2 separate regions of the Homo sapiens genome follow, and region 1 is linked to region 2. Evidence: chromatin loops called from intact Hi-C (ENCODE). Cell type or tissue: endothelial cell of umbilical vein. All regions are shown on one strand. Each heading gives the region's core, and the rest is flanking DNA. Links, peaks and the distances in the headings are about the cores only. Region 1 holds the start of LOC105370238 (a long non-coding RNA gene). Region 2 has its middle 77 kb from the start of LINC00355.

Region 1 (16,804 bases), core at 5,707-13,706, 300 kb after region 2:
TAACTAGGAATCCTACTTCCTCCAATTTCTATTTTTCTTAAGGCTGCCAGAAATAATGCTCTGAAAAATGAGTCTTTATATTTTTCCAGTTTGTTGAGAGTTGTTATTGTGAGGGTGGTCTACTTTATCAATAAAAACAAAATGTAAAATCCTTTTAAACCCTCAAATAAATGTGTCGTATAGGACTTCTTCATAAATTACATTGAACCTATTTCTCTTGGAAGTCTATGCTCCAGTCACACTGATTTGCACATGATTTCTTAAATGTCATGTACTCTTAGACAACTTAAAGATATTTTCCCTCCCAATTGTTTTCTTAGGTTTGTCTCTCAATATGCAGCTCAAATATCTCCTACTCAGGGGTGTCTCAACTAATTTAATGGGTAATTATTGGATTTCTCCTCATTCATCTCACAACATTTTGTTCTTGTTGTGTTGTTTGTGTTTTTGTCTATTTAAAATAAACAGTAACATTAATAATTATGAACTAATATTATTAGTGTATTTCATTCCATTAAAATATTGTGTGCCTCAAATTTGATTGTCAACAATGACTTTATTACTTTTGATCTAGAAAATGACATTATATTAATGACAGCATGTTGTATTTTTCTCTCCTAAGTCAAATAATTTTAACAAACAGATTACTTGGGGAAGTGAATCACTAAAAACCAATAGCACACATTAATCATGTGATTGATATATCAATGAAATATTATAGAAATATGGGCACTCTGACACAGCCATACCATCCAGAATTCAGTATTCTCAAAAGGCCCACTTAACTCATCTACTTTGGCAATCTTTCAATTCCCTTCCTTAAATTCAATTGAGTAATAGTTATTTGATTCCCTGTAATATTTTATTTTTTCTACATTTTGTTTTCAGAATTAACATCACTTGAAAACATACATTGCCTTGCTCTTCTTAATTTGCCCTATTTGTATATAGCAGGCATGTCTGTGCATATAGATTTTTGGTTTTTGTTTGTTTTGTTCTGCTTTTCATTTCAGAAACAGTTAAAACAAGTTTCGTGTCACTTCCATGTTTAAGAGATAAACAGGATTTTTAAAACTAAGTTACAGCAATAATGGAGTAAAGTAGATACTTTGTTCTCATCCTTCATGAATAAGAAAACCTGAATTAAAGTGCTCCTGAGCCTTTGGACAGCAGTACACTCTTATCTGAGAAGAGGTAAGATGGAAAATCAAACTCCGATAAAATACATGTCTTCTTTTGTTTGACATGAAATATTTAAATACCTATACTTTACGAGAGGAGCTGAGAAATACTTTTCTCACTGAGTTGCACATAGCATCTATATTATTCTGTTTGGAACCTTGGCGGTGCCCAGATTGTAAAAGTCATCAACTCAGAATCATAAAATTCAAAAGACATTTCTTGAACTTGTCTGAAGAATCATGATCAAAGGAAAAATGTGTTTCTTAGCTGGTATAATATGAATAATAAATAAAATTTACATTGCAACAATGAAGGGGAGGCTAAAATTAACACAAGTTTACCTACATAACAAACCTGTACATGTACCCCTGAATTTAAAATTTCAATAAAATTAAAAATAAATAAAAATAAATAAATGTAAATTTATAATAATACATTTTATTGTTTTAAACTTTAAAAAGGTATATATTATAGTATTTGTTTTACTAATAAAAATATTCATAGTCTAACATGCCATTTTTATCAGTTTATATATTTACTGGAGGTGTGTATTCACTTCCAATCTCAGTGTAGCAATCTAAATATTTTAGAAAGTTTTGAATTTCTCAATTTTATCATTTCATGGGCATTTTTAAGGAAAATAATCTTTGTACCAATTGCAGAGTATAGTGTAGAAAATGCAAAATATATAACGCGTAATAATTCTATTCATAGAACTCAAAATATGGTTGGAAATAACAGCATTTCAAAATGCAACAATTAGGTGAGGATAGAAACTAAACCAAAAATCCATAAAGTAGATTATCGTATAGAAGAGTGTAAAAATTTGAATTATTGATAGATATTTTAAGGTAATAATATTGAAAAAGCTTCCAAAAATGATTTAGATTCGAATAAGTGGACATAAATGTAAAGTGCACATGTAATGTAAATATTCAAATGACATTAAGACATTCGATAGTTTAAAATTGTAGAGTATCGATACAAAAAGCAACAGATTAACAGATGACAATTTATTAAAATGACTTAAGTTATTGTATACAATAATTTAACAATATACATACAATGTTACAGGAAAATAAGTAATTAGGACCAAATGTGTTTTTCCTAAGATTTGTTCAGTTGAGAGAGAAATCATTGTGGGTGTCACATGAAGGCTGGGGGTATCTTAATAGTATTGTAATTGAGTCAATTATGACTTAAATAGATATAGCATGATTTGAGATTATTCCATGCAAAGAAAAGAACATACTTCAAATAAATCGAATCATGGTTTACTTACAGGCAGTGACTAGCTTGGATTTATTCATGAATTACGATTATTTTTCAATAAATATTAAAAGACAAAATTGAAAATACTGAATAGAGGCAGATTGTTGACAAATGCAAATGCCTATAAGATAAAATATAGTGACTCATGTTATTCATTGCAGTTTATTATCATTAGTCCTCAAATGTACAACTTTGCAATGTCAATACATGCTCATACATATTGTGTCATTTAGTTGCCAAAATAATTCTTTGTACAAAGTAAGCCTTAAAGAAATTGCATTATTTGCAAGTCAAGTCATACAGTTAGTAAGCGGAGGACCCAAGACCCCAATGCAAGTATGTTTAGAGCCAAATCCAATGTATTAATGAAGATACTTTGAGTACAAATAACAGAAATCTGAATTTAACATGGCTTAAACAATAACAAAACCCATTAACTTTATAAGAGGAAGTTCTGAAGTGTCACAAGATACAGAGTTGATTGTTTCATTACCACACTGATTTAATCCAGGTATTTTTTTCATCTGTCTTGTTGTCTATTATTGGCCTTGAATTCAGCCTCAGAATGTTAGTATTTCTAGACATCACATGAAAACCTGATGATGTTCAGAAGAGATGATGCTCAAAACATAAGTAAATAAATGAATAAATAAACTTACAAAATGGGAATAAAAATACAAAGAAGAAAGTTTGTTAATGTAAAGACATTAAATTTATGAGAGCAGTTTTTTTGTTACATACACATACACAGGCACACATACATTTGCATGCACCTTTGTCTTGTTACTGTAGTTCAGCAATTTGTGAATTTTATTTATTGACTTTGTTTTTCCAAAGAGACTGTATTCAAGATTGAGTATAAAATTAAATTCTATAGAAGCACTGTATAACCTAAACAATGAGTAGATCTGTAGAATTACCAAATTTTGTCAGTATACTAATTACTGGATCATACAAGTGAGGGCATTGTATTGCTTTTTGTCAAAATCAGTTGAAAGACATGGTAGATACATTGGGATCTTAGCAATAAATTATAAAGATCAAAACAAAATGGAGGTTTGCCTAAACTGATTCCTGAAGTCAGGACACATGATATTTCACATTTTGCTTCATAAAAGTTCATCACTTTAATAAATCATCATATTATTTTTATTACAGTATGTAAGGTATTTTTAGCTTTTGTTTCTGATATAGCCAGTACAGAACCACCCCCCTGCCCCAAACACACACATACACTTACACACACCAACACTTTCCAAGTAGAGTTACATATCTCTATGTCAAGCAATAATTATTTTCTCATTTCTGGTATTGTTCTAGTTTAACTTACCCCCATGGAAATTCTTATGGAGTTTCTAAATTTTTGATGTTGATTAATCAGTAAAGTGAGAAGTTCTACTTAAAACCCACCATGAACCAAGTAACCCAGTCTAGGTGATATCTCAACTTCATTTGATCAGTTGACAGGTGTTTGGGTAACAGAATTCCGTAAGAGTTCTTTCTCAGAATAGAAGACTATCTTAGATAAACTATTTTAATACCTTGGGGTAGCTTTTTTTAGTTGGGTACATTTTTATTAGAGAAACTATCTTGAAAGAAAGATCTACTGATTTTCATGCAGAGGTGAAAATGTATTAATTGTGATTGAAATTCAACAGAAGTATTAGCTTTATATCTCTGGGCTTTAGTTCTCAAAGGACTTTCCTACCAATAAGTACTTTCCCATTCTCTCTGACAGGCAAAATTTCTCTTGTCCTTCAAGACTCCAATGTAATTATTATTTTAAAAAAATAAGAAATTGCTCTTTCCATGTAATAGTCTATCCAATAAATATTTTATATTCAAGTGTTTCCCTCATCTGTGAAAACTATCTCAGAACTTCATATAGAGTATTCCTCTCCCTGTGAAAAATCATAGTTGTTAGTGTTCATTTTCACAATACACCATAATGCTCTTTCAATTATTAGAGTACTTATCATAGAACAATCTTTGAAACCTAAGCAAGTAAATTGTATCTATTGCACAGAAGATGCTAAATACTGAATAAATGAAAGTAACTCTATTAATTAGAATAAAAGCAATTTCTGAGAGGTTGAGTAATAGTTAAAAATATTATAAGATTATCATTACAGGACACAAGTCTTCTGTCATTTTAATTATTGCTCCATACTCTGAAGAAGCAATTGCAAATGTGTACTAGAATATGTCTCTGTGTATGTGAACACATAACTTACATTTCATAGTATTTTTTTTGGATTGTTCTTGAAATTACCATTAACATTGATTAGCGATTATCTGCATTAAGAGGAGACATGAAGGATTCTTCTGTTTGGGTGCACCTTATGCTCAGATAGAGGACTTAAATAAAGTCAAATTTCAACCATTGTGGGTGTAACATGTTTAAAAGAATATTTTCAAAAAGCTTGTCTGAAATTTGCAAAAATAACAATTCATAGAGAGCATGATATAACCATTATGATCATTTTTTGTGTAGTTTATGCTGCCTAAGGAAATTGTGTCCAAAATTGCTCTTTCGTCAGGCATTACATTTTAGGAGAAAATAAAGTTATCTAGATTTGAGGCTGCTTAAACGTGGAATGTAAGTACACAAAATTGGAATAGAAGTGAAAATATATACAATAAAATAAATCCAGTCATTGTTTTATATTTATTAAAGCTTTGGGTAAGTTTAATAAATATTTGTCCGAGGTAAGTATCAGAACTTAAGATATTTTATTGTGGTCAGCTGTGAATACTCATTGACTTTATTACAGCCTATATTCTTTGAAGACCTATGATTATAATAGAAAGATATTTTAACATCTTCTTAGAAAATGTTATATATGCTATCTATATAGAATTTGCTTATTTCTCCAGTCATTTAAATCTAATTCATTAAAAGTTGAATTACTGTTGTATGAAAAGGTTTTAAAATGGATCGATTAAGATAGCTGCATTATAAGGATAGAATTTCAGTAAAGCCCAGTAAATTGAACTATCTTTAACTGTGATTTTTTTAAAAGTAATTCATTGAAATAATCACTTATATACACACAGAGGAAATGTTGATTGATTTATAAATTAATAGTATATCAGAAAGATTTGGGTTTTAAAAAAGCATCAATTATTTTTAATTATTTAATATTTTAAAATTTATTATATAATGCTGATAAAATTGGCACAGAGTCTCACTTGTTTCACGTAATTATTATAGTAGTGGGTAGAAAAATTGTGAGAATATACTCAAATACAAAATGCTCTGTGGGCATCTGGTTCAGAAAATAGCCATTTTATTAAAATCATAGCATTGGAAAGAAGTGGGAATGAAAAGATGTCCTTTTAATAATAATCAATTTAGTGAAAACATTGTGAAAATTTGTACACAACTAAGTCACAGTATTTTAACATTTACTAAATTTTTTTAAAATAATAAATCCCCTTCTCATAAAACTTTCTGAAACCAGTTCTTCCTTCTGACTTCCTTTTTCTATTTATTTCATCCAGTGAATAAAATGGAGTCTTGGAGTCATTTTTACCCTTTTGCTTCTATTATCCTATTTCCCTTTACTTCTTACATCTCAGGGATTTCCAAGGAGCTTTGAAAACAGCAATGTAGAACATGGTAGGTTGGATGAAAAGGCAGCCTGGAAATATGCAGGAAGTGAATATTTAACGCCTCTGTACACTGAGACTAATTAGTTACAAGAAATATAAGAAAGCCCAGCCAGTTGTACAGCATGCAGTGCTCAGACAGTGCAGTGGCAGGATGTATCTGGCAGTCCAGATGGGTTCCAGCAGGCAGTGCATTCCAGCAGGCAGCCTCAGAGCAGAGAGTACTCAAAGATCCAAACCAGGACAAGGGCTTAGAGACAATAGGCATCAAAAGAGACAGGCGGCAGGTGTCAAGCCCCGTTTCAGCAGTGAAACAAAAGCAAAAGCCCAGAACCTAATAGAACTAATGACATTAATCGCAGTACCCATGATGCTCAGATACTCAGTTCTGATGTTGTTGTTGCTCTGAGCTACTTGACTTAATGCAGAATTGCTCAGGTGTCCATTTTAGAGACCTTAGCTTTTCTCTATAGATGAGACCTGAATCATACCCCGTTTTTTTGAAAAGATATTCAGGGTCTTTTTACACTGTTCTTCCATGTCTTCTGTTGAGAACTGTCAGTTCTGCTATTGTTGAATGTGTCTTAACAAAAATAAAAATTTCCAATGTATTCTTCTCCTATATTAATAATATCTTCAGTGACTATTCTACTTGTACCCCTTTCTTCTTCAATCCAAACTAGGTAATGTTGCCTGATTAATCTGCTGGACAAAGTAAATTCAGTAAATTCAGTGGCTCAGACTTGTGTACCAAATTAGATGTGAATGTTTCTTTATAACGTTCAAAGTTCTTTAAAATAGAAACTCAATTTACTGCTCAAGCCTCATATCTTATTATTCTAGTATCATGTCTTACTCAGCTTTTACATGTAAATTTGCTTCACTTATTCTGAAGAATTAGTATTTACTGAGTTTTTAAATATAGGTTTTCTAAATTTATTTTGATTTTCTTCTTTCTGCTAAAAATACAATCATAAACTTTAAAACTGCTTTCTTCCAATAAAAGTTTAATCTCTCCATAAATGGTCACCTGCTAAGCCAAGTTCTCCGTGTGTCCTTTCATTATCTCCTGATTCCAATAGAAATTTACTTTTTGAGCAGGGTTGGTATGGGGGTGAGATTGTGAACTACTTACAGATTTTTCTCACATTTGCCTAAAAACAGTATGGGCTGCTAACATAGGCAGAGCAGTTAGGGAGTAATGAGGGTGGGGGAAGAAGAGAAAAACAGAACACATTCAATCTATACAACTTCTACTTAACAAAAATTGCTGAAATTTCATTAATAACGCAGAGATTCAGGTCAGCCAATGTGACCTGCAACAAAAATTCTTATGGACAGGTTTTGCTATGCTTGTTTGAAAACAAATGTATATTACATACATACATACATACATATATTCACATAGTCATCGGATTGGAGCTGCCTGCTTTGAATTTCTACAGCTCTGGGCTGCATTTGTTTCTATAATGACATCTGTAGTCAGATTTCTCAAGTTCAGTTCCTTGCCCAGAACTACTTGTTTATTTAATTTCAAATTTATACTCACACTGCTTTATACTTAGATTTCCATATGTTGTGCCATTCTGTCACTGAGTACAGTATGTGGAGTACAAGGTGTCATATATTTATCTCATTTCCATAATTTTTCTTATACTTTATTAGTCTGGATACCCATAGTTTGGGGTTTCATGTAATTAAAACTGCAATAATTCTGGTAAATTAGGGAACATGATTTAGAACTCTCAAAAAGTACATCCACTTCTAACTTTTACAAAAGTTATGCATTTCAAAGTAAAGATTTTTCATAAGAGTTATGATATCTCAATAGGGCAATTTTAATTAGTTAATGTTTAATTGACATTGAATTAATTAGTTAATGTTTAATTGCCACTGGAAAAAAAATGTATTCTGAAGATAACATTCTCTCCTTCTCTAGGAGGTCCAAGACATAAATTATAATGCATTAATATGTGGATTTTAGTCAGTGTCAAAGTATAGGGAAAATGGAAGCAAACATTAAAATGCACAGAATAAAAGTTAACATCACTAAGGTTAACTGTCATTAATATAACATTTTGGTTTCATGGTGTTCTTCATTACTGTAGTTGTGCCATGCTGTGTGCTTTGAGTATTTTAATTTTTAATATATGTCAACATCGCTTCTGACCTCAGGTTTAAATTTCAATTCAAAGCTCTATGATGCAAATACCTTCAAGAACTTCCCAAACATAAATTCAGAAAGAAACTCCCTTTTAGTTTGAATGTAAACAAATGTTTTCAGGGAAAAATGTTGATGCTATAAATATGATTATTCTTTTATAAAAATACACAAACTGTTTCATCACAAACAGGCAAAAGTATATTAAAATAACAAAAGCTAACTAGGGTTGATCAACAAAGAAAAAATTGTTTTTACAAGTCGAATCTACATTTCTACAAGTTAAAATCCACCAGGAGGCTTTTAATCCAAGGAATAATTTTTTTAATTTAAATCCATAGAAATGTTTGTCAAATTAGACAGTTTTAAACATTTATTTATAGTGCTTTTTAACAGTCTTTATTTCCTAATTGTGAATAATAATGTTGGTGAATTGCTACAATTCATTTGAATCTGTCTTTCTTGCATTATACAAGAAAAACTCACCAATTTTTAAATTTAAATTTAATTTTTTTCTTACCTAGCAAATTACCAGAGGAAAAAAGGTTGATTTGAGATAAGAGATTGCTTTCACAATAAAAATATAATCAGAACGCAAATCCCTGAGTCTGAAGTTGTAAAATGATGTGTGCATGATGGGCAAAAGAGACCTGGGAGAAATTGAAGGTTTCTAACAGCAATGCCTGACCTCAGTGGAGTGCTTTTTCACCTGCAAAGTGACACTCGCTTAATCCTCACTGTAGGAAAATTTCAGGGCACGTATCCTTCTCTGTTAACAATAGGGGATAATTTAGATCAAAAGCTTTCAAGTGTTCTACCTAAAGTCAGGGAGTGATTAAGGCATGGAATAAAAACAAAAACCAAGTTTCTAAAATTGCAAGACTGATACTATTTTCATTGCACAAAACATTTTCAACCCTGCATCTCTCCTTAAAAATGTGATAGAAGTAACTTCTTTCTAAATTTATTTCAGAGGTTTTAAGGGTATAAATAATTTCTGAGAATAAAAGAAATAGCTTTATAATTCAAATTTATTTTAGACATATTATTTACCCTTTAATTTACCTTTTAATTGGAGGTTTACATTATTTCTTTAGGACAAAGAAAAATCTTTATCCTTTCTTGCAAACTTTGGTTGATTTGTCTTTACTTTGATCACGGCATAATGGAAATGTATAATATTAGAATGTTTTTGTGACTGATAGACTGTGGAAATTCCTTTTTTATGCCTCAGTAGGTTTTAATTTCACTATTTCAATTTCCCAAATTGTATTTAGTTTAGAAATACACCATATTGCTTACTGTTCCAGCCCTCTATTAGTTTTTTCAGTGTTGTAACATTGATTGTTTTCTCAGATCTCATTTAGCTAGTTTCACCCTTGAAAAAGGAAATGCAGTTTCTGTCAATGCTATCTTAGGGTTATCAAAGGGCTAAAAATTTCAGATAAATATCACAGTTTTAGGCAATATTTTTAAAAATAATAAAGCAATGTGATAGTCTCATGATGGTTTTTATTATCCAAAATTATATTTTTACTTATATGTACCTTCCTATGTTCTGCTAAACATAGAGAATGCTGTTTTGTTGTGTTTAAATTGATATTTAGTGACATCTTAACCAGTCTTGGGGTGCAGGAATGGAATTGCCTTAGAAGGCTTCCAGTTATTCATGCTGAACTTCAAAAGATAAGTGGATATTAGGCAGTGGAGGGCAGTGGATATTACATGCAGAGAAGCCAGTTGAACAAAAACACACACATGGAACTTACAATGAGTCTTGGGCTTTAAAGATCTCCAAAAATATGTAAACGTTAAAGAAACACATTACATGTTTGTGCCTCAGTTTCCTCACCTATAAAAAGGTAGTAGTGACAGTACCTAAGATGATTGCCACGAAGGGTAAATAAGCTGTTACATGTAAACTGCTTAGAACAATGATGGGTACATAATAAATACTAAATAATTTTTAGCTATTATGCTGTCAGATCATCTGTATACAGTTATTGTTACATGATCATATATGCATTCCTGGAATATATTATGTGAAATCACATGCCAAAAATAATACAGCAGATAGGAAAAATGGGATTAGTGTTGAACAATTCAATACATTTAGACTTAGTAACCAAAATAATATCAATGCCAATAATAGCACAGTTAAAATCTCCACTGGTATTTGTACATAGCATTCTAATCAGTGGACTGTTGCAATCTTGAATCCCAGAGCTCTTGCTTATTTCTTTAAGCATGCATTTGTTTCTTATAAAAAACAGTTCCAATAAAATTAAAAATCTATTTTTAAACTTAACTCTAGATACATGTACAGGAAAACAAATCACTCTTAGATACAGCAGATAATTTAATATAGCAGAAACTGAAACTGATCTTGTAAGTCACCAAATTACATTTAAAAAAAACCCACAATTTTGCAGGATTTTCATCTTTTTTTAAAGGCCTGTATGTATTTGTAAGGTTTTTGTTTTAATTGTGGGAAAAAGCTACCCCTGAACACTGCAAAATACTAAAGAGCTATAAAAATTACATATGAATGAATATAAATTATAAATGAAACATCTAATATTTCATTTTGTGTCAACAGTGAGTTAACGTACATTAAAGAACCATACGTTGTAGAAGAATATACTTTATTTCCAAACCTAGACGTGTACTATCAATAGAGTTTTTTTCTTAAATATTGGAAGTATTTATATTTCTTTCTCCTACTCACTCTTCAGCCCTGTTGAGTCCAAATACAGGCTCAATCTTGCTGTAGTGACAGATGACCTCCATGGCCCTACATCCATGGGAAGGAATTCAGTCCTACTTTTAAGGTTTGTAGCAGCATTAAATACTGCTTACCTCTCCCTGCTTTTTGAAGCATGGTCTTTTCTTGACGTGTATGACACAGTATTGATTTATTTTACTTCTGCATGACTAATAGATTCTTCTTCATTTTCTGTAAAATATCATGCTACTTTATAAGTCTCTCAAATGTTGGAGTTCTTGGAGGATGTTCTCCTGCTCACACCTTAGTCTTTCCATAAGCTATTTCATACAAACTCTGATCATCAACTATACAAAGTTTTCTCAAAAATGGTATGTGTGTTTTCCAGATTTATGCCATGAAAAAATAGACAATTTAACCTCCAATTTTTCCTTAAGCCCTTTAATAATGGGTCACTATACCCCGTTCAGCTTTACAACATTCCCTCTCCCTTGTCTCATTCCACACTGGCCGCCATCATATTTTTGATGCCCATTCCCTCCAGTCAAAAGGTGTTTCTACATGCTGTTCTCCCTCCTGGGAATGTTCTTTCTTCCTCCATTCACTTAACTCTTACTCACAGTTCTGATGTTAATTCAAGTATCATTTCCTCAAGGAAATTAGTTTTACTTCAACTTTTTGAATGAGTGACCCCACAATTATAGGTTATTATAACTCCTGATCGTTGCATATGTGTAGTACCGTATTTGTTTTTGTGTTTATTTGATTCTTTGGCCTCTTTTATAAGACTCTATGTTTTGGCTGGGTGCGTTGGCTCACGCCGGTAATCCCAGCATTTTGGGAGGCCGAGGCGGGCAGATCACCTGAGGTGGGGAGTTTGAGACCAGCCAGATCAACATGGAGAAACCCTGTCTCTACTAAAAATATAAAATTAGCCGGGTGTGGTGATGCATGCCTGTAATCCCAGCTACTCGGAATGCTGAGGCAGGAGAATCACTTGAAACCGGGAGGTGGACATTGTAGTGAGCTGAGATCATGCCATTGTGCTCCAGCCTGGGCAACAAGAGCGAAACTCCATCTCGAAAGACAGAAAAGAAAAGAAAAGGAATCTATGTTTGATTCACTTAGGCGGTGTACCTGTACCTAGCATGTTCCAGATTCACTATGCTTAGCCTTATCTACTAATGAATCCTCAGTAAATATTTACAGAATTAGTCAACTAATAAATATCAGGTTAAAGAACTGTTCTGGCCTTCATGGTTCTGTAAAGTGTTTGCACAATCTCCTCTAAAATACTATTAAAGCAATGTAAGATTAGGTACATTGTCTCAGTAAAGTTTCTGACTTGGAAAGGAAATTAGAATGATTGGGCACTGGGAAGATGATTGGAGGAAGAGGATTGTCTGCATTGAGAGAATGTGGATAAGTCTTGGGGCTTTTTGTTGTTGATTTTAATTAATTTTCTGAGTCTAAGGAATATTTGAGACACATTTCCTTCTTTGGTGGACTCTCTATCTCCCATCACTCTTTCATTACGAGAAATTACTCTTCAGTGATCACCCAGACCATAGAATGTTCTATTGACAAAGGGAATCTGACCTGAACAATAATGGGGAAGCTGTAGCATTGAATTACTTCCTTTAGAATATTTATGAACCTCTATAAATCTATATACAGTGTTCCCAGTGGGCTTTTTTCATGATGGAGGTACATGATGAAGGAGGCTGGTGAGACTTTGACGACTGCTGATAAAAGAGAATTTAAAGAGGGTATAATTTTAGGATATTTCCATCTATAAACTTAGAAAATGTAAGAATGCCTTCTTTCTATGTAAGAAGAGTTGAGTTGGTATTCCTTCTCGTATATCAAAAGAAGAGCTTGCCAAGGTAACGGGATTAAGAATATAGGGTCTGGATTCAGATGTTCTGATTGAAAAACCAGTTATAGCCTTAAAAATTTTTAAACTTTTAAAGAGGTTTACAAACAATTCAAATGAGATGCCTCACATTCTATTCTATTTTATTCTACTTTCCCATCCTATTCTTTTTATTTTTTAACTTTATTTTAGGTTCAGGGGTACACATGCAGGTTGGCTATATAGGCAAATTGAGTGCTGTGGGTGTTTGATGTACAAATTATTTCACCACCCAGGTAATAAGCATGGTACCCAATAGGTAGTTTTTCGGCCCTCACCCTCCTCCCACCCTCCGCCCTCAAGTAGGCACCAGTGTCTGTTATTCACTTCTTTGTGTCCATGTGTACTCAATGTTTAGTTTCCACTTTTAAGTGAGAGCGTGTGGTATGTAGTTTTCTGTTCCTCCTTTAGTTTGCTTAGGATAATGAAAACAGCCTGAATGTCAATCAATAGTAGACTGAATAAAGAAAATGTAGTATATATACACCATGGAATACTATGCAGCCCTATACAGAATGAGATCACGTCTTTTGCAGCAACATGGATGGACCTGGTGGCCCATCCTATACTATACTAAAGATTTATCATCCCATAATCTATTTTCTTTTCTTTTGCAAAGCATTTGTTACCTCAGCTTTCTTAAAAAAATTATTTCAAAAATGTCTTGCTGACTTCAAAGCTTTAAAGAATAGATATGTGTAAGAAAGGTGCAAATTCATAAATTAATGAATAAATAATATTAAATTGGAGACAAATTTTAAAATATTAATTAAATTTTATAACACTTTCATGTTTTTATATTCTAAAATTAGCTTGATCTAATCAATGACAAGCGGACTTTAATTGGCATTTTTAGTATTACATAAACTTAGTGTATTTACAAAATTTTCTCATGATTAACAAATTTGAGATAATAAATTGCTTGTTTATCTCTTTCATACACTCATTAAAACACAAATGTTTTAGTATATAATCATTATTTTAGAATCACAATTACATATGACATCTATTCAACTAAATGTATGTAAATAAAAAATAAACAGTTGTCATTTTCAATGTATTGTAACAAACCAATGACTATATATTCAACACTTAATGACAAAATATATATTCAAATAATTTAATTATAAGGTTAAAATTTTTAAATCAAATCTTTGATTTTTAAACAAATTTGAGCTGTAAAATATTTTTAACTTTATAATTGCATTGAACTTTAATTCAGAAAACAAAATCTTAACAAAACAATTTAAATAAGTTCTTAAGGTAAAAAGTTCTCAAATAGGTTTTTAAAATTGGTTTGTTGAGATAAAATTTGCATATCATACAATTACTTGCAATTCCCATAGCATATTACTTAAACTATACAATACAATGTTTTTAAACATTACATTGATTATAAAGTCAGTGGTTTTTCATATATTCATAAAGTTGCAAAATCTTCCCCACAATAAATTTTAAAATATTTTTATTATCTGAAAAAGAAACCTTATACCCATTAGCTGTCACTTCCCATCCTAACCCCTCTTTTTCAAATCTTGACAACCACTAATGTACCTACTGTTTCTGTAGATTTCTAGACATTTCATATAAATGAAATCATTCAATACTTGCTCTTTTGTTACTGATTGCTTTCCCTCTTTGAGGTGTTTTCAAGGTTCTTACACTTTGTAGCATGTATCAATACCTAATTTATTTTTACTGGTGAATAATATTTCATTATATAGAAATACAACATTTTGTTTATTCATTCATTAGTTTATATACTTTTGAGTTGTTTTCACTTTTTGGCCATTGTGAATAATACTGCTATGAATTTCATGTATAAATTTATACAAATATATATATTACAAAGTTTCCAGTTGCATTCTGATATGGACAAAAACAGGGAAATACTGGATGGAAGAGGGCAGTTACCTGGAAAAGGCCCCATCACCAAGCCTGGAAACCTGCGGCCCTAAATGAAAATAGGCATTCCTATTTTTGCCCCCAGATGTAGCCTTTTGCGCCCCCCACCCTCCATCCTATACACATATAAACCCCAAACCCCAGGCGCCATGAGCAGAGACGAGTTGAGGAGCAGACTAACAGAAGGGCAGAGGAGCAGAAGGGTGGTGTAGCAGAGAAGGTGAGAAGAAAAGGAACCTCTGAATATTGAGAGGAGTTCGGCTAGGGAGGGTCAGAGAGGAGATCAGCCATGGGACAACTGAACTCCAGGTGAAGATCATCTTCCCGCTGCATCCTCTTTCCATTTCCCCATCCATCCCATTGAGAGCCACTTCCATCACCCAATAAAATCCCACATTCACCATCCTTCAAGTCCGTATGTGACCTGATTCTTCCTGGACACCAGACAAGAACCCGGGTACCAAGAGGGCACTGAGCTGGTTAACACTTAAGCTGCTTGTGGATGGCAGAGCTAAAAGAGCACTGTAGCAAGCCTGCTGGGGCTTGAAGAGTCACAGGCACACACCCCTAGACGTCAACGTGGGGCCAGAGCCCAGAACTACTCGTCCCCACTCCCGCCCCTGTCCATCTGTCTGCTCCCCTTCCTGTGAGGAGTTTGAGCAGTGGCGGAGGCTGAGCAGATGAGCTCCACCCCTGTCACATATCCTGCAAGGGAGGTCAGGGAACTCTCCTTTCAATTCTTTTACATGTAGATGTCCCATTTTCCCGGTATCAATTGTTGTAAAGGTGATTATTCTATTGAATGGTCTTGGCACTCTCATCAAACTCAATTGACCATAAATGAGAAGGATGATTACTGGATTCCCACTTCTATTCCATTTATGTACATGTTCATCCTTATCATAGTCTGTATTTCTATAGATTTGTAGTTGGTTTTGATATCAGGAACTGTGACCTTTCCAACTTTGTCCTTCCTTTTTAGGATTGATTTGATAATTTTTTTTTTTTTTTTTTTTTTTGTGAGACAGAGTCTTGCTCTGTCGCTCAGGCTGGAGTGCAGTGGCACGATATCGGCTCACTGCAAGCTCCGCCTCCCGGGTTCACGCCATTCTCCTGCCTCAGCTTCCCGAGTGGCTGGGACTACAGGCACCTCCCACCACCACGCCTGGCTAATTTTTTGTATTTTAGTAGAGACGGGGTTTCACCATGTTAGCCAGGATGGTCTCGATCTCCTGACCTCGTGATCCACCAGCCTCGACCTCCCAAAGTGCTGGGATTACAGGCGTGAGCCACAGCGCCAGGCCTGATTTGATAATCTTAAGCCCTTTGCATTTCCATATAAATTTTGGGATCAGCTTTTCATTTTCTGAGAAAATTCTAGCTGGGATTTTTACAGATATTTTATTGAATCTTTATATCAATGTGGGAAGTATTGATTTCTTAACAATCTTCTGATCTAGGAATATGAAGTGTCTTTCAATTTATTTAGGTCTTTAAATTGTTTTCAGTTATGTTTTGTATTTTTCAGTGTATAATTATTGTGCTCATTTTGTTAAATTTATGTATGTTTTATTATTTTTCACGTTATTGTAAATAAAAATACTTTCTTAAATACATTTATGCATTATTCATTGTTAGTGTATAGACATATAACTTTTTCCTACTGGCTATACCAAGCCTTTTTATACTTATGAAAAATAAGTGTAATAATTAAATGGGCTTTATATATACAACCCACTGGAAGCCAAATCCTGTTTGAAGAGATGCAGAATAAAAAAGCAAATTTTTGGTTTATCCAAGATCCCAGTATCCAAGCTCTTCACAGTTTCTATTATATTTTTAATAATTCCTTTTAAACCCTATAAAATACACACTCATATGCACACATTGTTAGTGAAATAACCATTCTAAATTATTCTAAAATATTCTAAATTGTTCTAAATAAATTCTTGGTTAATTACACTTTTGAAAAATTAGCTCCTATTGGTATGATTTGATGTATTATATTGCCCCACGTCTTTTATTTTTTAAA
Region 2 (16,804 bases), core at 5,935-13,934:
TTATTTATTCTTCAACAAATGTATCACCCTTTATGAGCCACTCTGTAAGGTGAAGAGGGATGTCCTGATAGAAAAGACCGACAGCTTGGACATCAATATTCTTACACATTTACTTTAGCATAATATATGTTTCTGCCATTATAGTCTTTGGCCATGAACAAAACTGGCTAAAATGTTCAGCTATGTATTTTATCTTAGCATTATTTGATTCCTTGAACACTTAAAGAAATATTAGAAGAGTTTGTCTCCAACAATCTGCATATGATATTTTAATTATAAACTAGTAAGTAAAAAGTTAAACTATAAAAACATGTATCTTACCAAATAGATGCACACAATTCTATTGGTTCTTTTTATACTAAAAAACATATCTTGCAAGAAGATCTCATATGCTTTTTCTTAGAATCCATTACAGTAAAGAAAGTTTTTTGTTATTTGATTTTAAAATGAGGTGAGAGTCTTTGTTGCAAGAAGTCTGTTCCCAGCTAACAGACAGAAACTTAGACACAGGTATTATTTCTTCAGCTGAAATATGTATGGAAAGTATTCATAGCACAAATAATATTTTAAAATGTTTCATTCTATTCAGGGAATAAAAATTTACACCTGGGATTGTATACATTTTTTGTAAATATTCTTATATATCATAATATTTTAATTATAAAATATTTAATAAAATACAATAGACTATGTAAAGTTTATAGAGTTTTGTTATTTATTTTATTTTTTCTGGTTGAAACTTGAAAATAATATTAGATAATTTTTATTCAGTCTCTTCTGTTTCTTGCTCAGGTTTCTTAGATAGATGCTTGTGTAAGATCTTGGGGAATTGATCACATCTGCACTGTCAAAGAAAAGCTTATATGAGTTTTGCACAAAATCAGATGCCGGAAATCTGTAAAAGAAAATCAATGATAGTTTACCTTTTTTCTCATTACAAAATCTTGGCCTATTATAGGCATATATAAAACTTAATGTATTTGGTATTCTCCATGATAGCTGCAGCTATTCCATATTACGTTTATGTACATATTATGTTTATAGATATGTGGAATTATTTAAGAATAGGAAATTTACTGACAAAGAGATATATTAATTGGGAGGTTTTATTTCTTCTCCAGTTGCTGGTTGAATTTAGCATTAAAAAATACAAGAAATAAATCATAAATCATCTTCCATGAAACTGAAGCTGTAGCTTTTCAAGCATTAAATAAGAAAAAGTTCATTGTGTCTTTCAGTACATGGACAGAAAATCACACAGGGAAAATTCTTTTAGAGGCTCTGATATGCGTAAACCCAGTGGAAAAGCCACTTTAATCTCCTTAGCTTTTACAGAATCTTCTTGATTTCTACATACATTTCTTGCTTTGTGTTTGGATTTTATGTCTTACAGTGATGACCCTCCCTGTTTTCATTACCTAGAAAAATACAGTAGGTATTGCATCAATTGTCTAGACAGTGTATAATAAAAATAATCTTAGAAATGTCCTAAATAATTTTAGTGACTCACTGTAGTATTCAGTTATAGAACAAAAATATACACAATTATAAATATCAATAATATGAATGGTTTGTCAGTGGAGGATATTTTTATTTTGCACAGAAAATAACTAGCAAATTGCATAAACTCAGTGTTTAAATTTATACTCTGGACATTTATGTATTCATATATATCGCTAAAGTACTTTTATGCATAAACTATATATAGATTATATGTTTATAGATGTTCTTATGCATATGCAGATGCATATTCATATGCATGTCCATATATACTCATACATATTTGTGTGTGTATATATGTGAGTATGCAAGTGTAGATTTATTATACAGTATTACATGTAGTGTAACACGTATATACTTACATTTAAAACAAAATTACATAGACAGATACAATTAGGAAAATTCATTTATTATGTTGTAAATGTAAAGCTTTGTCTTTGAAGTAGGGTCCAGAATCTTACCACTGGCTAGCTCTGTATCTTTGATCAAGTTACCTAATCTTTATAAACCTGTTTCCTCTTCTGGAAAATGTGTATGATACAAATCTATGTCCTTCAGAGTTTGCTATTGTAAGGATTAAATAAGCTAACGAATGCAGAGAAGAAAACTGCACAGTCTATTCTCTTGGTAGATACTCAATTAACATTGAACACCACTCCTCCTTATTCCAATCCCTGTTTAATAGCATCACTTTCATTGGGAGAAATTATGTGCATTTGTGTAGAGAAGAGTCCAATTTAAAAGAAATTGCAAAAATGTGTGTCTTCTCATACAATGAAAAAATAACAAAATTACTCTGAAGAAATTATTTTCTTACTTTTTACCTCAGTCGGCTAAAAGGATATTATCTCTGAGCACAAGCTATTATTAACACCAACAATTGTTTTTATCTTTCTCTTAGTGTTTCAAATTATCTGAAGTTATGCTTTAGGATGTATTCAAATACTTTAATCCATCTTCTGTGCTCATTATCCTTTTAGCTTCATACAACAATCATTTGGGTAGTTTGAGTTTCCAATTCACCAAACTGGCAAAGTGATGCTGTAATCAGTGTCCCCTCGATGCTAGTAAGACAGTTGCATTTCAACACCTCGCTGTTTGGGATCCTCTGCAGCTACTTATTATTGAGGAAAACTGCTCACAAGTCAATGTGGGGCACAGGAATTTGTTCAGCCACTGATTTTTATACATTAATTTCTATACTAAATTGAATACTAATTGACAATTTTACACAGTTCTTGGGCTTTTTTCTCAGTTTTTCTAATTCTCACAAGCATGAGTTTGGACAGTACGGTGCGTAGAATCCTAGTCAACACGTATATTTCTTTTATATGTTGTAACCGAAAGAAGAAGGGGTTAATGTTTTTTAATCCCAGCTGAGGTAATGCTCTACTATCCTCTTATCTTTGAGTTATTTATTAATAATTGTTAATTTTTATCGTTATTCATTTATCTAACATTAAACAAACATTACATGAGTACTAACTATGTTAATATGACCCAGTCACTGTTATATGTGTTAATATAACTACTCACATTCCTCATGGAGAAATAAATTAATAATAATGTTTACCAATTCATTCCTAAGTGTTTATGTCTATACAGTACAACCAACAAGCACCATAAAAACTTTGCTGAAATGGTATGTCCAGGTTTTCAATGTTATTGTTTCTCTGCTGAGTTAGATGATTGTCTCAGATATGAGTAGGGATGGGCTAATAATTGTATAACATTTAGAAGATTCACTTATTTGATATTACTTCCCTTGCTAAGCTGTGTCTTTTAAAAATTAATATTAAAAATATATATGAAAAACAAGGAACATGCCCTATAAAACAGAATAGAATTGATAGATACAGTTAACTCTAGTAGTATCTAAAGTTGTAGTCAGTTCAGTCCTCATATTTGGACAGGTTTTTGGTGACACAAAAGATGGGAAAATGGCAGGTCTACCCTGCAGTGCTCATGTCTTTAATACCAACTGCTACCTATTCTGATTTTATGTTTTGATGTTTCACATGATAGTTGTTTTGGAAATGTGTTTTACCACAAATAGTTGACAGCCATTGATCTAATCATTATTACAACTAACTGATATTACTATATGTTATTTTATCTTATAGAATATATCTAGTTTATAAACTGAACTATTGTTGGGTTTGACAATAATACTCTCATGAATTTTATTGATAGAAAATGAGTCAGTGTGTAAGAAAGTGAGGTAGAACATAACTGAACGATATTGCTGTAATCATCAAACTCAAGCGGTATATGCCATATGTAAAATTAGTCAACACTTTGTATTAGCTCATATTTTCATATTTCCTAAAACAGTGCTAACTAAATATATACATTTTAATAGTCTTTATTTTTAGAGCAGTTTTAGGTTTACAGCAAAACTTAATGGAATGTATGGAGATTTCCCATATACTCTCCCCTGACACATGTCTAGCCCCATTATCAACATCCCCCACCAGTGTGACGTGTTTGTCACAATTGGTAAATTTCACTGACACATTATTATCACACAAAGTCTGAAGTTTACATTCAAGTTCACTCTTCGTATTGTACATTTTGGGTGCTTAGACAAATGCATAATGACCTGTGTCCACCATTATATTATGATACAGAGTAGTTTCACTACTCTAATAATCCTCTGTGCTCTATTCATACTCACTTCTCTCTGAAAACAACTACAGTTCATGTATCTCGATCTGTTAATTTATTGGTTTCACGTAAATTGAAAAAAAAAATTCAGGCCGGGCATGGTGGCTCATGCCTGTAATCTCAGCACTTTGGTGGGGGCGGGCGAATCTTGAGGTCAGGAGTTCAAGACCAGCCTGGCCAACATAGTGAAGCCGCATCTCTACTAAAAATACAAAAAGTCAGCCAGGTGTGGTGGAGTGCACCAGTAATCCCAGCTACTTGGGAGGCTGAGGCAGGAGAATTGTGTGAACCCGGGAGGTGGAGATTGCAGTGAGCCGAGATCAAGCCATTGCATTCCAGCCCGGGAGACAGTGTGAAACTCCATCTCAAAAACAGAAGGAAAAAAAAAATCAGTATATCTTTTATATAGCAATGTCAGTGTTTTGTTGCTTTGTTACAGCATACTTAGCAGCCCAGTGAGTTATTATCATTTATCACAAAGGAAGAAATTGAGCCATTAAGAGCTCAGTTAACTTTCCCAAGGTCACAGAACTAGATAAATGATTCTGGTTTCCTTCAGTAAATTATAATGTCTCCTGAAACATTTTCAATACATTTATCATGGTGTTTCATGAAAGTGCTTGAAGTCCATAAATGTTCATGACTGACTAATCTACAAGTGGAGCTGATCATAGCAACTCTAACCCAGTAAGATTAGCGTGTTTTCCTAATTTTATTTTTTCAGTCGTAATAAAATGGTACAGAAAATATAATGTTTAATTAAATTGAACTCTATTTTTTTGAAAAAACTTTCAATATCAATTGACAGCTTATAACTATAAATTTATGAGGTACAAAGTGATGTTATGATTTATGCAAGCAAAGTGGAATAATTAAATTAAGCTACTTAACATATCCATCATCTCAAAATACTTAACTTTTTTTGTAGTGAGATAATCTGAAACTTACTATCTTAGCAATTTGAAATGTACAATATTCTATTATTAACTATATTCACTATGCTATTCAATAGACCTAAAAAAATAAGTGTTTCCTGTCTAAATGAGATTTTTGTACCCTTCAACCATTCTCTCTCCATTTCCTCCACACTTCAGCCTCTGTAACCAACATTTTACTCTGTCTTGCTGTTAGTTTGATTATTTTAGGTTCCACATATAAGTGAGAACATGTGGTTTTTGTCTTTCTGTGCCTGGTTTATTTCACTTAGCACACTGTTCTCCAGTTGAATCAATGCGTCGCAAATGACAGAATTCCCATCTCTTTTAAAAGCTGAATAGTATTATGTTGTATATATCAACCACATTTTCTATATCTATTCATCAGTGGATAAACATTTAGATTGATTCCATATCTTGGCAATTGTGTATAATACTGCAGTAAACACAAGAGTGCAGACATCACTTCTACAAACTGATTTCAAATCTTTTTGGTAATACCTAGAAGTGAGATTTCTGGATGATATAGGAATTCTATTTTTAGTTTTTGAGTAATCTTTATACAGTTTTCTATAATGGTTGTACAAATTTACATCCATACCAACAACATGCAAGGATTCTCTTTTCTTCACATCCTCGCCAACTGTTGTAAACTTTCATCTTTTGATTACAGCCATTCTGACAGGTGTGGAATGATACCTCCCTGTGGTTTTAATATGTATTTCCTTAATGATTAGTGATGTTGAGTATTTTTTCATACATGTGTTGGCCATTTGTATGTCTCCTTTTAAGAAATATCTATTTAGATTTCCTGTGCATTTTTATTTATTTATTTTTGCTATTGAGTTGTTTAAGCTCCTTATATATTTTGAATATTAATCCCTTATGAGATGTATGGATTGCAGATATTTTCTCCCAGTTATAAAGTTGCCTGTACACATTGTTAATTGCATTCTTTATTGTGCAGAAGCTTTTTAGTTTGGAACAAATCCATTTGCTTTTATATGCTTTTGTTGTCTGTATTTTTGGGGTCAAATTCAAAGCATTATTGCCCATATCAATGTTGTATAGTTTTTCCCTATGTTTTCTTCTAGTAATTTTATATTATCTGGTTAAGTCTTTAATCCATTTTTAGTTGATTTTTGTACACAGTATGAGATAAGGGCTCAATTTTATTCTTCTGCGTATGGATATGTAGTTTTCCCAACACCATTTATTGAAGACTATGCTTTTCCAATTGTGAATCCTTGAAATTTTTGGCAAAATTCAATTGACTATACATGTGTGGAATCATTTCTGGGCTTTCTATTCTTTGTCATTGGTCAATGTGTCCATTTTTTTTAACAGTACTGTGCTGTTTTAATTACTATTGCTTTGTAGTATAGTTTCAAATTAGAAAGTATGATACCTCCAGCTTTGTTCATTTGTTTTTTGTTCTTCATTGTCTTGCTTATTTGGGATTTATTTGTGGTCCCATACAAAAAATTACATTGAAATTTTGTTAGGAATTGCATAGAATCTGTAGATTGGGGTAGTATGTACATATTAACAATATTAATTCTGCCAATCTATAATGACAGGAGAGCTTTCCATTTATTTGTGTCTCCTTCAATTTCTATAATCAATGCTTTATAGTTTTCAGCATATAGTTACTTCACCTCTTTGGTTAAATGTACACCTAAGTTTGTATGTATGTGTTTATTTGTAGCTAATGTAAATGATCTTGTTCTCTTGAATTTTTTCTTCAGATAGTTTATTGCTACTCATTTTTGTGTGTTACTTTTTGTTAGGCAACTTTACTATCTTTTTATTATATCTAAAAGTTTTTTAGTGAAGTCTGTAAGGTTTTATATGTAAGATAATATCTTTAGCAAACTGATAATTTCACTGCTTCCTTTTATATTTGGATGTCTTTTATTTATTTATCTTGCCTAATTACTCTGGCAAGAACTTCTAACAATATGTTAAACAGAAACCAGAATTGTCATCCTTATCTTGTTCCAAACTAGTTTCACTTTTCTTTTTTCTTTTTTTGATATTTTTATGTGAATGTTCTCTCAATTATTCTTTTTTGTTTGTTTTCTTTAAGTTCTGAGATAAAGTGCAGAACATATAGGTTTGTTACATAGGTATATGTGTGCCATGGTGGTTTGCTGCACCTGTCGACCCATCTTCTAAGTTCCCTCCCCTAGCCCCCTACCCCCCAACGGATCCTGGCATGTGTTATTCTCCTCCCTGTGTCCATATATTCTCATTGGTCAACTCCCACTTGTGAGTGAGAACATGCAATGTTCGGTTTTCTGTTCCTGTGTGAGTTTGCTGAGGATGATGGCTTCCAGCTTCATCCATGTCCCTGCAAAGAACATGATCTCATTTCTTTTTATGGCTGCATACTATTCCATGGTATATATGTACCACATTTTCTTTATCTAGTCTATCATTGATGGGCATTCGGGTTGGTTCCATGTCTTTGTTATTACAAATAGTGCTGCGATAAACATACGTGTGCACGTATCTTTATAGTAGAATGATTTATGTTCCTTTGGGTATATACCCAGTAATGGGATTGCTGGGTCAAATGGTATTTCTGGTTCTAGATCCTTAAGGAATCACCATACTGTCTTTCACAATGGTTGAACTAATTTACATTCACACCAACAGTATAAAAGCGGGTTTCACTTTTCACCATTGAATATAATATTAGCTGTAGGCTTCTAATCTTTATTGTGTTGAGGTAACATCTTTATACACCTAATTTAATGAGTGACATTTTTTTTGAAAGGAGGTTAAATTTGTCAAATGCTTTTTCTGCATCTAATGAGATTATCATGTGGTTTTCTTCTTTCTGTTAATGTGATGTATCTCATATATTGATTTGTGTATGGTGAACCATCTTTACATCCCAAGAGTAAATCCCACTGAATCATGGTGGAAGATCCTTTAATGTGTTGCCAGATTCAGTTTGCTAGTATTTTGCAGAGGATTTTTGCACCTATGTTTATCAAGAATATTGGCCTAAGGTTTTCTTTTTTTTTTTTTGAAAAGGGAGAAAAAAAATGAATTTCAAAGCATCTTTGTGATGTTAATAATAAAGACAAAGTAGTTGTGAAATCGCATATGTGATTTTAATTCTATTAAGCTCATTATTAAAATACATAAAAGGGATGAGAAAATGTCAGAGGAGATGTAATTTTCAGATTATGATGGTATGCTATTTCTATTAAGAAAGAGCTGGTAGATGGTATAGAAATAATTACAACTTCAACATTAGGCATGTGTATGCCCCAACTGCCAAGAAACTCTTCTAATTTTGGCCATTTTCTTACAATAAATACAGGAATATGTTTAAATAAATACTTGTGCCACCTCTAGAAATATCTTGGCCGATGCAGATGGAACCTGCCCATTTTGTGCATTCAAATATACCATAAAATGTTTACTGTGTATTCTAATTTGTTTTTGTTGTTGTACTCTCAGGTGTTAAGCATGTTTTAAGAGAAAGACAATCCTATGTATGCAATTTTTCTTGGGATGTAATGTCATGTTTTACTTCAGAGCTGTGGTTGGGAAGGTAAGAGAAGAGTGGGGAGAAAGGTAAAAGGATGTGGGCAAGGAAGATAAAAATACAGAAAACATTTAAAAATGTAGTCAGCCTTCAGGTCTCATATGTACAGCCAAATATAAATATTATAAATATTATAATTTTTTTAGCCAAAAGAAGAATGCTTCGACCAACTTGAGTCTTCAGTCCCTCCTTCTTTTTACCCTTCCTGTATACTCTGTTTTACCTGTGCAGATCCTGATATCATCTGAATTTGAGATCACTCAAATTGAATAAACATTTTATTTCTTCTGATTATTTTTACAACAGTAAGTACAATAGCTTGATTATAATAAATGATCAATAATAATTTATAAATATAAATTAAATATATCATAGCTTATTGTCACTCTGTCAATTAATTTGGGCAAAAGTCATATAAGAACATAAGCATAAAAATTCCACACAAGTTTTTCTAAATAATTCAATAATCCTATATGATCTTAAAAAATACTTTTCATATCTTTCTTTTGGAGAAAAAATGAAATTTATCCTGATTCAGAAATGAAACAATAATAGAGTATAAGTAGAACTTAAGAAAATTCCAAAAGAGATTATTCTCTCTTAAATAATTCAGTGTGGAAATGAATTGGGTTTAGTGTGATAATCTCTTTGAGAGATCTCTAAAATGATAAAGTATAATTTAAAGCATCTGTGGCCTACTTATTAAATTATTAATGTCAAGTGAGAAAGTGTTATTGCTGGTGCTGAACCAAAAAATTTGTCTGTGCGTGCAAAAGGGTTCTTTTTAAAATTTTTCCCTAACAAGTGTGAGCAGGACTTTGGTTTGGTTGTGTGCTTTCTTCATATATCACAAATACCATTTGATATGCAAAATCATTGGGAAAGCATCAATTATGCAGAGGCAGTTAAGTGAAGTATACTAATATGCAATGATTCTAAACTACCACAGGGTGGTAGGAGATTCACTTTCCACAACATTTATCTAATTAGCAGAACTAACTGCTTTGCTATACTTCTACCACAATCAAATCCCTTATTAAAAACTATATCATTGTTACTGCTCAATAAGAGTGAATAAAATCTCCAAGGCAAAAATTATACTTTGGGATATGCTATACTTAAAGTTCAATTCAACTAGAAACAACAAGTATCCATGTATTAATTTGGTTGATTTGCATGTTTACATATTTTACTTCTTTTTCATAAAAGACAATTTACTTTTAATGATTAATGTAGGGGAAGTTCACAGGACATTGTAACAAATGTATCATATTATATGTTGTAGAGCCACCTAAATGACTATTTCAATACAAAATTCCAAATATGAAAATATACATATATGTATTATTGAATCAAAACTTTAGAGTTAGAAACAATTCTCAAATATATAGGGCCCCACTTTCTTATTTTACATGTATAAAATTACAGCTAGGATATATTACAAAGATCACATTGATAATTTGTGGAGGAAATAACTCTAGTAACTAAATCTATGGAATACAAGCTATTTATTGTATTTAAATTATGCACAATTATGTGGTCATCCAGAGTCTTACTATTAGGTTTAAAGATATGCAGAACAATTAGTTGGTGAAAAATGAGTTTTATTTTCATTATTTCTTATGTGTGTTCATAGGGTATTGGTGGAAGTATTTATATACTTTACATATTTAGTATTTGAGTAACAATTTTATTTATTAGTTTTTTTTTTAACCAGGTCAAAAGCTAACTTGTACCCACTTTATTGTCTACTTATATGAAAAAAAAATGAGATTGAAAAGAGTTTACTAGACTTGTTTGTTCCATCAAATATTACCATTTGAATTTTTATTGCCTCTTAAAAATATTTCACATATTATTATATATACCCACTTTAAAAATGTGTTAATCCCATCATGAAATTTTAATTATTGTTATTTTCTATGTGGATTGCAATACAACATATCTATCTAAACTAGAAACACTTAGCTATTTCTTAAATGCTTGTTAAAAGTAGATTTCACCTTCCAAAATATTTAATTCTTAAGTGCAATATTCAAGACACGTTTCTCTTCTGTGTTTTAGTTTACATATATATACACAGACACAGATATACCCACACATATATATTAAACAATACACAGCTCAAATTCTAATTTACATTCAGGAACTAAATACTAAAATTATTTTTAAAGTTTTACCTTTCCCAAAGACATTTTTATACATCTGTAATTACATAGTTTTACATTATTAAAAAGTTATGATTATTTTCATTCTATATAATTTGGAAGGAGAGAGTACTGTGTTGGGTGTTAAGAAGAATTTGTATGTAAATTATGTTTTACCCTAATTATTTTAAATATTTTCTGGTATATAAACACTACAAATACTAAATCATTTCCATTCTCCAAGCCAATGTTCTATAATACCAGTTTTAATACATACAAAAAAGTAGGCATAAAGACTTTAAAAAAGACAAAAAGTAACATGGTGAATTAGTGCTATAAAATTGTGTTAAAAAATAGTGAGGAAATATGACCAGAGTTTATTAGGGCAAAAAATTGAAACACATGATAGGTAATTAAGATACAAATATAGTATTACTTGGTAAGTCAGAAATAATTAAGATACAAATATAGTATTACTTGGTAAGTCAGAAATCTGTAGGAAACATAATAAGGAAAGGAAAAGTGGTGGAAATTTGTTGAAGGAAATGTGACCCTTAGGTGGAGGCAGGCCGGATGGGAGTGGTGAAGCAGAGGATGTTGTCATATAGATCCTAAAGGTTTCTCACCACGGAGCCAGTAATAAAAGTATAAAAATCCACAAATAAACCCTAATGGTATCTTAGTTGTAAATACACTGAATTTGAGAGATTGGCATTATATTCTAGTAGAAATATTAAATCTTAGAGACTGTGGGACAATCACATGGGAGATATTTTTATTACAAAGTGAAATTTGGAGCCATATGTAAAAAAGGATGTGAATACATTGAAATGAATGAGAGGAAAGTACTAAGGGTTAAAGACAAATTTTGTGAAATGTCAGAATGTAAAAGACTATGTGAAAATTAAAAATATGAGCTACCATGGAAACCAAATAAACAAAAATGCTATGGGTCACCCAATCAGATGGATCATGTCATTCATTTGAGCCCTCAGACATGTTGTGGTTCCCTAACTAGACTGGAAAATTCATCATCTTCTCCACAGACACCCCTAACACTTTATCTCATTGAATAACTATTATTTTTATAGACAAATTTCATATGGCATTCAATAATATCAAAGAGCATACAAATAAGGTTGTTGTTAATGTTTTGGACATCATCAGTTATGAGTAGGGATTGGGGAGTGAAAATAATTCTGTCAAGCCAATGATAATAAGAGAAACATTTAATTGTTTGGAAAATAGTTTTATTCCTCAGGATCATGATTCTTATTTTACTCATACATGAAGACAAAATCAGAAAATATACATAAACTTATTTTTTGATTGATTGTAAATGCATTTATATGTCTTCAATCAAGAAAATAATCATATTTTAAACTTATTATACCTATAATCAATAAAATGTAAAATGTAATTTAAATCAAGTCTTCTTCCTTCCTGTTGACTTTGGATAGTCTGATGACAATATGCTTGGTGAAATTAGTTTTGCAATGTATCTTTTAGCAGTTCTCTGAGTTTCTTTCAGCTGGGTTCTAAACCTCTGGTAAGACCAGGGAAGTTTTCCAACTCTTCTTATTATCTGGAAAACTTATGAGCAGTTAAGAGTCCCTACATTTTGATGTTTTTCATGATGGCCATAGTATATTTAAGAATAATATTTTAGAAACTATTTTTCTTTTAAATAGAAATACAAAATAAAGGGTCTAAAATGTTTACGTGTTAGAACTAAATGTTTAAACATTATAACTAAATGGTTTTTTAAATAAACTAAAAAAAAACCTGTGGTATTTTAATTTTATACTTCATTACTCCATATTACTCCATGACACAAAATTAAAAATGAAGATGCAACTAAGATGACAAATTATTTTAATTGATATACAACTGCAAATATCTCATTGGTAAAGTACTTTGTCTTTTACTTTCCTGGATTCTTTAGGCATAAATAATAGTTACAAATGCTTCGTAAAGGAATAGAAACCCGTATAGTACTTATGTAGAAAGAAATTTACTGGAATATTAGCTTTAATATAAAAATTTTAATCTAAGGCTTCATATTATTATACAGCATAGAAGTTGAAATATTATGAAACCATTAATATGTTCACTCTCAATGGCAAAAGGTAGATACAATACCATAAACAAAAATAATGCCTATTTTAGTTCCCATTGGCTGCCACAAAAATTACAACAAACCACATGGCTTTAAACAACAGAAATGAATTATTTCACAGTTCTGTATTCCAGTCTAAAACCAAGTTTTTGGCATGGTCTGTTTCTTCTGGAGTCCTTGAAAAAGAACATGTCCCACTCCTCTACCCCAGTTCCTGGTGACTGCTTGAACTTTTTGGCATGCCTTGGTTTGTAGTTGCATAACTTCAGTCTTAGTCTCCAACTTCACATAGCTTCCTCCGTTGTATTTCTTCTTGTCCAAATCTGCCTCTGATTCGATCTTATAGGGACATCTTCATTGCTTGTAGGGCCCACCCTAATTTCAGAATGATTTCATCTGAAGATTCTTGTCTTAATTACATCTGAAAAGATGTAGTTTTCAAAATGAAGTAGGTTTCCTGTGTGTGTGTGAGTGTGTGTGTGTGTGTGTGTGTGTGTCCAAACAAGGTCTTATTTCCCAGGTTCTGGTGATTAGGACTCAAACCTATCTTCTGTGGGGGCCACTGTTCAATCCATTCCAGTGTCAATCAAGTTATAAAAAAAATACGAAACACTTACTATATGCTCTGTCATGTACTAAGTGTTTTGAGAGCCATTAGTTTATTTAAGTACCAAAATGAACCTATGAATAATTCTGCCTCTGAAGGAAGAGTTTCTAGTTTCAAATGCTGGCTCCATCATTGGCATATAACCTGACTTTATCACGCTTCAATTTTCTCATCTAGAAAGCGGGCATAATAAGGATTGTTGTATTTAGTGAGCTAATATAAAAATATGTGTATGTTAAAAACACATAATAAATCTAACAAGCACACCACAAAACGAATAGTAAATATATTTGGTACTGCAAGTTGGATTTTCAATTATAATGAAATAACTGACTAACAAATCTGTCCGTTCTCCAAAAACAAGTAGAAACTGCATGAAATATTTGAAACAATGATTTTTGAATCATGAGTCACAGGAAAACATATAACAATGGCCAATGAGAGAAGGAAAATTAGCACTGTGGGTGACACAGCCAACCCAAACTCTGTCTGGCGGCAGTTTCCTGATCTTAGTGCAGACAAGGGAACTGAAACACAACAAAGAACTTACTGAAATGTAGAGATAATTGAATTTGGGTAGGATAAGAAGTCTGAAATTTGTAAAGCAGAATTTGTAAAGAGAAGCAGATCAGCATAAAGATCACTTTCAGTTGGGGTTAGGATTCTCGGTTGCTTATACATAATCAGAAAATTCCCAAGGCTTGAAAACATTTTTTACAAAGACCTATAAACGTAACAATTCACATAATTCATACAAGATTGAAAAAGCTTAACATTATCCATGTTTTATCAAATTTGAACTATCAATTCTTTAGAATATATATGACATATACATATTTAACAATTTACATTAGGCACACATAAAAATGTCATTAAAGTCACTCATAAGAAAATACAAAATTAAATAATTCAAACTTAAAGCTGTTAGAACTTTATCCTGAGTCTTGAGAGGAATGCAGGTATATAACCTGAGTCATGCTGCATGTAGCTGCAACTTGTTTTTTTTTGTTTGTTTGTTTGTTTTGTCTTTTAAACTTCCTTGAAATATAGTAATCTGTAACCAATCAAATTGCTGTGGTGTGTGCACTTGGTCTTGTACAGAAAATGTTGTAATCCTGCTAGAACTTCTGTTTTTGCCTACATAATTGAAACTTTAACTTTTCCACTTTGCAAAATGCTGCCCCCATTCATTTAGTGTCCATGATTTCCCCCAGTGACCAACCTCAAGCTTTGTACTTGAATAGACTGGATAATTAATCATATTTTCTGAGTCTCATTATTTAAGTTTGAAAAAAGCCACCAGCCCAATGAAGAAGGGCAAAAACATTGAGCAGATCTCAAAAAGATCTATAAATGTACCGATATATTTACTATATGAACAAATAGCACAACAAATACTGAACATTTTTTGACATTGGTGAAATGTGGATATCATGTATTGGCAAGGATGTGCACCAACTGGCATTTTTGTAGAATATAAATGTATATCTTGTTTGGGATGGTGATTAACTAGACATACACATTTGTCAAAACTTGTGAAACTGGAAATTGTACATTTAAATTGAGTGTATTTAATTTTGTGTAAAATGCACTTCTATAATATGGATTTAGAAAGTAATAAATATTTTGAATAACAAAGTGTTAGACTTTGAATTAATTTAATATTTTCTTTGTAAATTTGTTAATCTTCAATGATACATGTGCCTTCCTTTTATAATTAAATGAATAAACAGTTAATATAAATGACTAATTGGGTCAAGTCTCTTTTTTTAACTAGTATAAATACATCTTAATGAGACAGTCAGTTGGAGCACTCTGAAACTTTGGTCCTTAGAATAAATACATGAGTGATTTATACAATAGCAGTGAGTGTTTGTGCTACATTTTAATTCACTAACATATACCAACCAGTATGGGAAGCAGAAAAATCTACTCTGTTAATCAGGGCATGCCTGCTGACCTCTTGAATTTTATTCTATATTTCTTGATCCCCAGGTAAAGCATTAAGGTCTGACCTGCTCTATGTCTGCACATGCATTGATTTGTAACACCAAATAAGGCAGCACAATCAAAGAGAAAAGTCAGACAGAAACATCAGCTCCTTGCATAAGATGAAAGCTCTGCTGTTAATCATACTATTGATGGCATCACTAATGTAGTTAGCAACTAAATTTAGAAAAAGAGAAAGGATTCATTTATCCTCATCAAATCTGCTTTCATGCCTGTGTTCTTAGGAAAGTGGACTGCTAATTATCTAGGATATTTGTGCATTTAAAATTTAGTCCTTTCTTCCTTTCTTTCTTCCTACCCTTCTTCCAAGCCAGTGTGTTTATGAAAATAAATACTGAAGTAACACCTTCCACCATAACACATTCAATAATGCCATAACCTGTGCAAACCTTCAGACAAAAAAACTTTCTTACTTGTTGATTAATCTCATACATAAACATGTTCAAACTAAAACAAAGAGAGAACATAGGAATAATTTTTAGAAGCAAGTTTGTAATGTAACTAATACATTTAGTGCCAGAAGGTGAACATGTATACATGTGCAACTTCATTGTTAAAATATTTTGAAAAGTATAAAGTACTAATTAGCATAATAAATATACAATAATATTATCTATTACCAGAAGTAGCACAAAGCCCTTGATTATCAAGTTTTAGAGTGTCTCCATTGTTGCTTTGTGAGATATTCTGGGGACTGAGCGAAAACTTTCTCTTTATTAACAACAGGAAAATTATAATGTATTGGCTACTCTGAAAAGTGAAATAGCTACAAAACATTGTAAAGAAAACCTGAAATTCTTCATTAACATTAAAATTTGACCACTAATCTTGGTGAGTTCCTTATTTCAAACAGTAATTCCTATTTCATGATATTTAAAAATTATTAGTAACATTAGAGTTCATATAGCGCCTCCCAATCAGCAAACACACTATTACCGGAGAAGAAATTGACATATTAACTACATGAATCCTTTCATTGTTGAATCATTCCAGTTAAACACAAATACACACACACACAGATACACACACAGACACAGATACACACACACATACACACACACCTGTTTTTCTCCCCCTGTAGAACTACAACTGTATGTTACTGGTATAAGTTCAGACCTCTAGCATCAGATAACAAATACCCTTCACCTTCTACATAAATAGATAGTCCTTCCAATTTTGAAAGCCAGTCTAGGGTCTTAAATGCTTCTCTTCTAGGCTGTCTAAAGTGAGCAGTAGTATGCTGAAGCAAGATTG

The links. A loop is a pair of places that touch in the nucleus more often than their neighbours do. Peaks named below come from ENCODE experiments on the same cell type or tissue, not always from the same donor. Only the 100,000 strongest peaks of a DNase experiment are listed, where the experiment ranks them.
Region 1: a loop joins it to region 2, with 3 times the contacts of the local background. A loop is called at or near these places in 6 of 110 quality-filtered maps.

What each region holds. Positions count from the first base shown.
Region 1 is chr13:64,447,793-64,464,596 of GRCh38, forward strand. It overlaps LOC105370238 (a long non-coding RNA gene), which reads right to left and starts at 2,571. Exons shown (of 3, transcript XR_942028.1): 1 at 2,465-2,571. In endothelial cell of umbilical vein, for the core only: no CTCF peak of the experiment used is centred there; a DNase peak (open chromatin) is centred at 10,339.
Region 2 is chr13:64,145,092-64,161,895 of GRCh38, forward strand. No RefSeq gene overlaps it. Among named protein-coding and RNA genes, the nearest start is that of LINC00355, 77 kb to the left of the region's middle. In endothelial cell of umbilical vein, for the core only: a CTCF peak has its summit at 9,593; a DNase peak (open chromatin) is centred at 9,650; H3K27ac peaks cover 801 bases.